2 separate regions of the Homo sapiens genome follow, and region 1 is linked to region 2. Evidence: chromatin contacts called from ENCODE Hi-C data. All regions are on one chromosome and are shown on one strand. Each heading gives the region's core, a stretch centred on a gene start or an enhancer-like site at or near the end of the contact. The rest is flanking DNA. Distances are from core to core; before and after follow the strand shown. Region 1 has its middle 15 kb from the start of BTG2. Region 2 overlaps SYT2 (synaptotagmin 2).

Evidence for each region. A loop is a pair of places that touch in the nucleus more often than their neighbours do. Pooled maps may share reads with other maps.
Region 1: a loop to region 2 is called in a pooled map, with 4 times the contacts of the local background. The contact joins two enhancer-like sites. A Hi-C loop is called at or near these places in 2 of 37 single-sample maps with no recorded cell type and 3 of 50 pooled maps.

What each region holds. Positions count from the first base shown.
Region 1 is chr1:203,318,604-203,322,384 of GRCh38, reverse strand. It overlaps the pseudogene RNU6-487P. Among named protein-coding and RNA genes, the nearest start is that of BTG2, 15 kb to the right of the region's middle. Within about 2 kb of position 1,269, at least 24 of the 41 ENCODE cell types and tissues checked have a DNase peak (open chromatin) inside an H3K27ac peak, as active enhancers do.
Region 2 is chr1:202,613,600-202,617,381 of GRCh38, reverse strand. All of the region lies in intron 1 of SYT2 (synaptotagmin 2), which reads left to right. Among named protein-coding and RNA genes, the nearest start is that of SYT2, 95 kb to the left of the region's middle. Within about 2 kb of position 1,623, at least 13 of the 41 ENCODE cell types and tissues checked have a DNase peak (open chromatin) inside an H3K27ac peak, as active enhancers do.

The DNA of each region.
Region 1 (3,781 bases), core at 20-2,519, 710 kb before region 2:
GTAAAAGTTCCTAGAATCCAGAAGACAAGAGCACTAAGCGTGACAAGAAGAAACATAAGAAACCCTGGGTTGTTTGCTATAATTTTTCTTGTTTATTCAGTCAGTCTTGGATTCAAGCCTGACTGCCAGTTACTAGCACTGTGCCCATAGGTAATTTTGCTTAACCTTCTGAGCCTGTTTCTTCCTCTACAGTCTAAGGGTAATAATGTCAATGCTATAGAACTGCTCTGAGGAGGCCAGGCATGGTGGTTCAAGCCTGTAATCCCAGCACTTTGGGAGGCCGAGGCAGGTGGATAGCGTGAACTCAGGAGTTTAAGACCAGCCTGGGCAACATGGTAAAATCCTGTCTCTATAAAGAATATGAAGATTAGCTGGGTGTGGTGGTGCACGCCTGTAGTCCCAGCTACTCCGGGGGCTGAGGCAAGAGGATTGCTTGAACCCGGGAATTTGAGGGTGCAGTGAGCCAAGATGGTGCCACTGTACTCCAGCTTGGGTGACAGAGTGAGACCTTGTCAAGGAAAGAGAAAAGAGAGGAGAGGAGAGGAGAGGGGAGGAGGGAAGGGAGGGGAGAGGAGGGGAGAAGTGGGAGAAGAGGGGAGAAGAAGAGGGGAAGGGAGGAGAGAGGAGGGGAGGGAAGGGGATGAGGGAGGGAAGGAAAGAAGGGAAGGATCACACATACATAGACAAGTGTATCATTTCAACTGGATTGGAAAAACTGCAACAAACCAAAAATACTGTCCTGCCTTCTTGGGAAGAGTGGCCAGGGGGAAACCCGTGACAGTGTCTCTGCACCAAGCTGGCTGGATTTGGGGACCTTGGTGAAGGTGGGGAATGTGTAGCTGTTTCAGGTCTCAGGTAAGGAAATGGAGGCTTTGCCAAGGTCTCGCTCTCCACTCCTGGCCTTTGCCTGGGGAGGCAGTGCCATCCATTTCATGGCAGGTAGACAGTGGAGGTAGACCCAGTACTACCTGGGCTTCTCATGTAGAGATTAGAGTCCAGGGAGGCCTGAGGTCATTGGGGTGACCTGACCCCACCCTTTCCCCCCTGGAAAGAATGGAGGTTGGGAGCTTATGAAATGACCTCTTCCAGCCTGACCGAACAGAAGTGTCTGCCCTGCTCAGGAGGCCTTCTTCCTCCCTCGTCCCCTAACTGTTTACATGCTCTCAGAAAGGCAGGTGTCAGGAGGCAGCTGCTGCTTGTGGTTAGCTCCCCCTAGATACAGGAGCGCCAGCCTTCCCCACACCCACTGCCATTGGCTAACAGGAAACCAAAACAGACTCCCTCTCTCCACCCTCAGCCACCCCAGCCAGTAAATAGAGAGTACAGGAAACACCTGGAGGAGCAGGCAGCTGGCAAGGGAACATTCTGCCCACGAAGAAAGGGTTTGCAAGGGAGTAGCTAGGCTGGGGAGGAGCTGGGGGAGGGGGGTCAGGGGCTTAATTGCACTTCTCATGGCACCCACCAGCTGCTGGGAACTAACAGCTGAGTTGCTGAAATGCACCATCCTCCTCTCAGTCCCCCACTAACACATACACAGTAAAGGGATCATCCCTGTCTAGCACCAGCTTGCCTTGAGTGAGAACAAGAGCAATCATACAGGAAAGACTCCTCAGAAGGCTTTGCCTCCTTAGCCTCAGCCAGAGCTTCTGAACCTCTGTGGACCATGTAAAAGTAAACCCGTGGTTCAGGCATGAAGACTGAATCATCAGTCTTCATCAGCCCACGTGATGTAAAAGCCCGCCCATGTAATGTGAAAGCTCATTCCAAAGATAAGTCTTCAGTTATTTCCAAACTTACCTAGATCTCCATCTGTGTCTGCCTATTTACTGCTTATGATTTCAAGTTGTTGAGGTTCAGGGTAGAACTGACTTCACCAACATCAAATGAAGCCCTGCCATCAGCATCCAGCATCCACCCAAGAACGTGTTCACTGGTGTGTAGACTTTGTGCCGGGAACCATGTATGCAGGCTGGCTTAGCTTACAGAGCTCCTTCACTCCCTCTTAGGAGACTCCCAAATAGAGCACTTTTCCTTTTAGGTTTAGAGTGGGAGGATGGAGGGGTGGTGAGGAGGGGACACTTGCCCCACAGCTACCTGAGGACCACACTGTAGTTTGTTCAACCCGTATCTGTCATCCAATGGTCAGTGTACTTAGGCCTGCTCCGTGCAGAATGGTAGACAAGCACATGGAGGTGAAAAAGGAAATAGAAATGATTCCTGCCATGGAGGTGTGAGTGACGACAGTTGGAGAGGGGAGAAGGGCTTGCAGAGCCACCAGACGTCAACTCAAAGCAATGTGCTGCCGGGCCCGGTGGCTCACGCCTGTAATCCCAGCACTTTGGGAGGCCGAGGCCAGCAGATCACTTGAGGTCAGGAGTTTGAGACCAACCTGGCCATTGTGTTGAAGCTCTGTCTCTACTAAAAATACAAAAGTTAGCCCGGTGTGATGGCACGTGCCTGTAATCCCAGCTACTTGGGAGGCTGAGGCAGGAGAATGGCTTGAACTGGGGAGGCAGAGGTTGCAGTGAACCAAGATCACACCACTGCACTCCAGCCTGGGTGAAGGAGCGAGACTCCATCACACACAGACACCCACACACACACACACACAGAGCAATGTGCTGACTGTGTTTGCTATAAAAGTGTGAACAGTAATAAACTATGTGTATACATCCTTAAGGAGTTCTGAAGTAAGAAATATGTCATAAAGATGTGAGCAGTTTTAAACCATATGCATGAATGCTGGAAACCCCTGAGGTAAGAATGTATATAGAGGACAAGTGGAATTATTCAGGGAAGGCATCCTGAAGAGGCAGTGGTAAGGGAAAACAGCATTGATGCTGGAGACAGGCGCACATAGGTTTTAAACCCATTTCCACCACTGCCCTCTTCTAGTTACTGGTGCCTTGCTTTCTTCATCCGTGAATCTGAGGTCATAAGATCTCAGAGACTGCATTCAAAAAAACAGTAGAGATACTGTGTGTAAAATACCAGGCGGAGTCCCTGGCAATAGTGAGTGTTCAGCACACAGTAGGTGCTCACATCCTAGAAGAAAGTGATTTGTGCCACATCAATTGGCAGAGTACAGAAACTTGCAGATGTCAGCAGAGCTGCAAGGAAAGGTGAGCAGGAGAGAATTCGGTGAGGGGCTCTGGCCTGGTTGGGCTACTGCACAAGGAGTTTGGGGTTGGAAAGACTGAGAGAGCCTGGGATTCCCATCTTAGGAATACAGAATGGCAAAGAAAGTCTGCAGGAAGGGAATGGCATGATGAAAATAGAGTTTGCATGCTCGCTTCGGCAGCACATATACTAAAATTGGAACGATACGGAGATTAGCATGGCTCCTGCGCAAGGATGACACACAAATTTGTGAAGCATTCCGTATTTTTATAAATAAAAAAATTGGGAAAAAAAAAAGAAAATAGAGTTTGCGTTGTGCTAGGATGATGGTCAGTCCGGTGGTAGGGCAGGGAGGGCAGGAGGCTGTTGTATGAATGTTACGAGGACAAGACCTGGGTTATGTGCCGGCAGGAAATAGAGCAGAAGAAATAGGTTGTTTTTTTTTTCCTGTTCCATATGGAAACAAAAATAGAATGGTAAGAGATAATTTAGCACAGGTGACTCATTTTACAGATAGGAAAACTGAGGCTCATGAAGGAGAAAAGGTGGTGCAAGGCTGCAGCCATTGTGGATTTTTCACAAGATGATTTATAAACTAAACACTTTCCAAAAAGAAAGAAAGAAAGAAAGAAGAAGAAGAAGAAGAAGAAGAAGAAGAAGA
Region 2 (3,782 bases), core at 374-2,873:
GTGGGGGTTGGGGGGTGCTACACACTTTTAAATGACCAGTCTCATGAGAACTCACTATCACTAGATCTGACCCTGTGATCCAATCACCTCTCACCAGGCCCCACCTCCAACATCAGGGATTACAATTTGACATGAGATTTGGGCAGGGACACAGATCCAAACTGTATCATAGGCTTTGGCTCCTTGAAGGGGGCACAGCATATACAAAGGCCCCGAAGAGGGTAATACAGTGTATTAGGGGAAACAAAAGAAGGAGTGTAGGCTGGTGTTAGCAACCCAGGGAGGGAAAGCTGAGGTGCTGCTGGATGGAGAGCATGAGGGGCTGTAGGCCACGCTAGGGCTTTCGGCCTGTCTCCCTGGGATGGCTTTTCATTTTTGGCGACATGACTGGCTTTGCATTTTATGAAGATTGCCTTGGTGGCAAATACGGAACTGACTGGAGGCGAGCAAGAGGAGACCCAGAAGATCAGGCAGCTATGTCGGGGGCCAGTTGACCTGTGGGCCTGGAGCTCGGAAGTGGCTTGACTCTGACAGAAGAGGATGGCACTGATGCCTGGGTGCAGAAGGAACCACGCAGGGAGACACCATGGCTGAGAAGGGAAGGACCTCAAGTGCAAGCCTGAGGCAACCGAAGGAGGAGTAGTCACAGTTATGACAAAAGCAGGCAGCGGCCAGCTGACCACAGCTCAGGGGTCCAGCTCAAGGAAAATGAAAATGCGCCCTGGGTTTAGTGACCTTGTGTTCATCATCCATGACTTTACAAAGAGCTACTTCAGCAGAGGGATGGGGCAGAAGCCACAATGGAGGGGCTGACGAGTGAGGTGGACGTGACGAAATGGGGACCATGTGTGCGTGTGTGTGCACGTGTGTATATGTGTGTGCATATGTGTATGTGTGTGCAAGTGTGTGTGCGTGGTCACGAAGGGGAGAACAAGGCAGCAGGTGGGGCTCATTTTTGGTGGGTGATGTGATAAACTGGACTGGTCCAGCCTCAGCTGAGGGAAGGGGGAAATGTTAGGCACAAGAAAGGGCAGGGATGGCAAAGACTTCCTGAGAAGTCAGGAGGGATCCTGCGCAGGAACGGGAACTGGCTTAACCAGAGGAAAAGCCCTCAACTCACAAGGGGTCAGGAGGAAAGGTCTGTGGTTTGACCCAAGGTTGGGACATTTTGAGAGATTTCTCGCTTCTGCTTTTCTTTAAAATAACAGCAAAGAGAGAGGAGGGGTGTGAGGGAGCCACAGGCCTGCGGAAACTGGAGGAGGAGGCGAAGCTGGTGGGGAGGCGTTTCCTGCAGTTTCTGTGCAGTGCAGAGGGCCTGGGTGATCCTGGGGATTGATGGGATACAGGCTGCCCTTGTACTGTGGGGGGATTTTCACCAGGGGGCTCAGCAGTCGGGGGTAGCCATGGAGAAGGAGAAAGCTGTCAGTGGGATTTCTCCAGGGCTGGCGCTTTGCCAGGTGAATACCACAGAAATGCCAAGGGAGTGTGGGGAATTGCGAACAAGTTGTAGGCACCACGGACCATGGTGGGAAAAGAAGACTAGAGGGGCTGATGGTGGCCCAGGGAGGTCAGGGAGACTTCTCCAGGAAGAGCATTCTAGGCTGAGGGAGAGTAAGTGCCAAGACTGTGGGATGGGGGTCTGTTTGGTGGGTTTGTGGCTGGTGGCAAGAGGCCAGCATGGCAGGAACTGCGTGACTGAGAGCAAGGACAGGAAATGCCTGTGGGAGCCAGCCAGGGGCCAGGCCAGGCAGGGATCTTATTCTAAATGTGACAAGAAGCCACAGGAGGGTTTTAAATAGATCAGTCTGGCTGCAGTGTGGAGATCAGGCTGAGTGGAGGGGAGTGGAAGCTTCCAGATAGGAGGCTACTGTGGTACTCCAGCTGGAGGGTGGAAAGTGGCCAGATTTGGAAGGCATTGTGGGTGGTTGATGAGTTTGCAGACACCTGGGATGTGGGGGGGTGACCCCACATGGATGGGAAGGATGACCCCAAGGCTTCTGGTCTCAGCACCTGGTGCCATGTACTGGGTGCATAACTGAGAGACGGGCCCTGAATCCACCCCATCCACTCTCTGGGCCCACTGCCCATGCCTGCCTTTGACATGAGCCTCCTCAGGCATCTTCTATTCCCTTGCTGTCTGGGCAGCTATGGCCTCCTGGTTTTGTTGGAGTCTGGAAAAGCTTCCAATCTGCTGCTGCTGCTTCATGGACTCCCCACATTCCCTCTCTGCAGCTCTAAGTCATTTTCCTCTGGTGGATTCCCCGGGAATGCCGTCTGTCTTTCATAAGAGCTCGGGGATGACATTTGTTATTGGCTGTTTTCAACTCTTTCCCCGCTTTCCTCTGGAGTTATGCTCCACCCTAGTCTTTTTACTCACGACAGCCAAAGCGAAACTTTTAAAATATACATTTGTACATGTTACCCCTGCCCCCACCCTAAAAGGCCTCCCACAGCTTCTCATTCCTCTTTGGGAAAGACAAAACTCCTTGACGCGGCCTATGGTGCTCCTGATCCTGCCCTGCCCGGCCTGCCAGCCTCACCCTGAACCGTGATCCATCCACTCCAGCTGCCCTGGCCTTCTCTCAGGCTTTGGACTCACCACACTGCATCCCACCTCTGGGCCTTTGCATAGGCTGTGCTCTCTGCCTAGGCTGCCCTTTCATCTCCTCTTTACCTGGATAAATACTCACCCTTCAGGTCTCAGTTCAATCATCAATTTTTCAAGAAAGCACTTTTGCTTTCCCAGATTAATTCACGTATGCCCCATTATAAATGCTCACCACCACCAGATGGCTCTCCTTTCTTGCACTTCTCATAATTACAATTTTATATGCACTTATGTGAAGTGCATGGTAAATTCCATGAGGGAAGCATGATATGAGCTCAGTAAATACTTGAGTGAGTGAGTGAATGAATGAATGTGTCTCTCACATCTGTTCTCTCTACTCCATTCCTTACCTTCCCATCCTAGTGCAGGTCTTTACCATTTCTGGTCTGTGGAACCAACCTCCCTGCTCCACTCCCCATGGAGCTAACTTCACAAACCCCACTTATAACTGCTCAGCACCCTTCAGTGGTTCCTGCTGGGTATAGAGGGAAGTCTAATCTCCTTTTCTGGGACTCCAACACTCCTGAGATGCAGTTCTCCCCCTTCATTCCTGGCCTGCAGATTCCCTGAACCTCAGGAGCATTAAGCGTCTTCATTCCTGGCTGGTTTATTTGACACCAAGCAGCTTTACTTTGCTACAGGACCATTTCTGGACGGTCAGTCTGGAGAGAAGGCCTGCATCCACCATGAACCTTGGGTCCCTCTACGGTGCCAGGGCCACTTCCAGGTGCCTCAGATAAGGTTCAATGAACACTTCTCAGATTCACATCCAACCCACATTTATTGAATGCCCTCTATGTGCCAGACACAACCAAATTTATTTTTAAAATTTTCACGGCAGTTCTGAAAAGTAGGTATTATTTTCCACAATTTTATATTGAAGAAATCAAGTTTCACAAAGGGATTTTTGGAGTCAAATGACAAGTGGTTGGCATTCTTGGGACTACATTCAGCCTCTTCCCCCAGCCTGTGCTGCCTCCTGCCTGCCCTGCAGTGGAGAGTGAGAGGGTGGGGTGCTGCAGGGACCGTGGACCGGCTGTGGGGAGCTGTCTGCAGAAAGGGGAGGAGGACTGCCAATCCAGCGGCAAGGGTAGAATGGAGGAGCTAGGCTCAACTGATAAATGGCATCTACAAAAAGCCCACAGCTTACATTATATTAAATGAAGAAAGATTG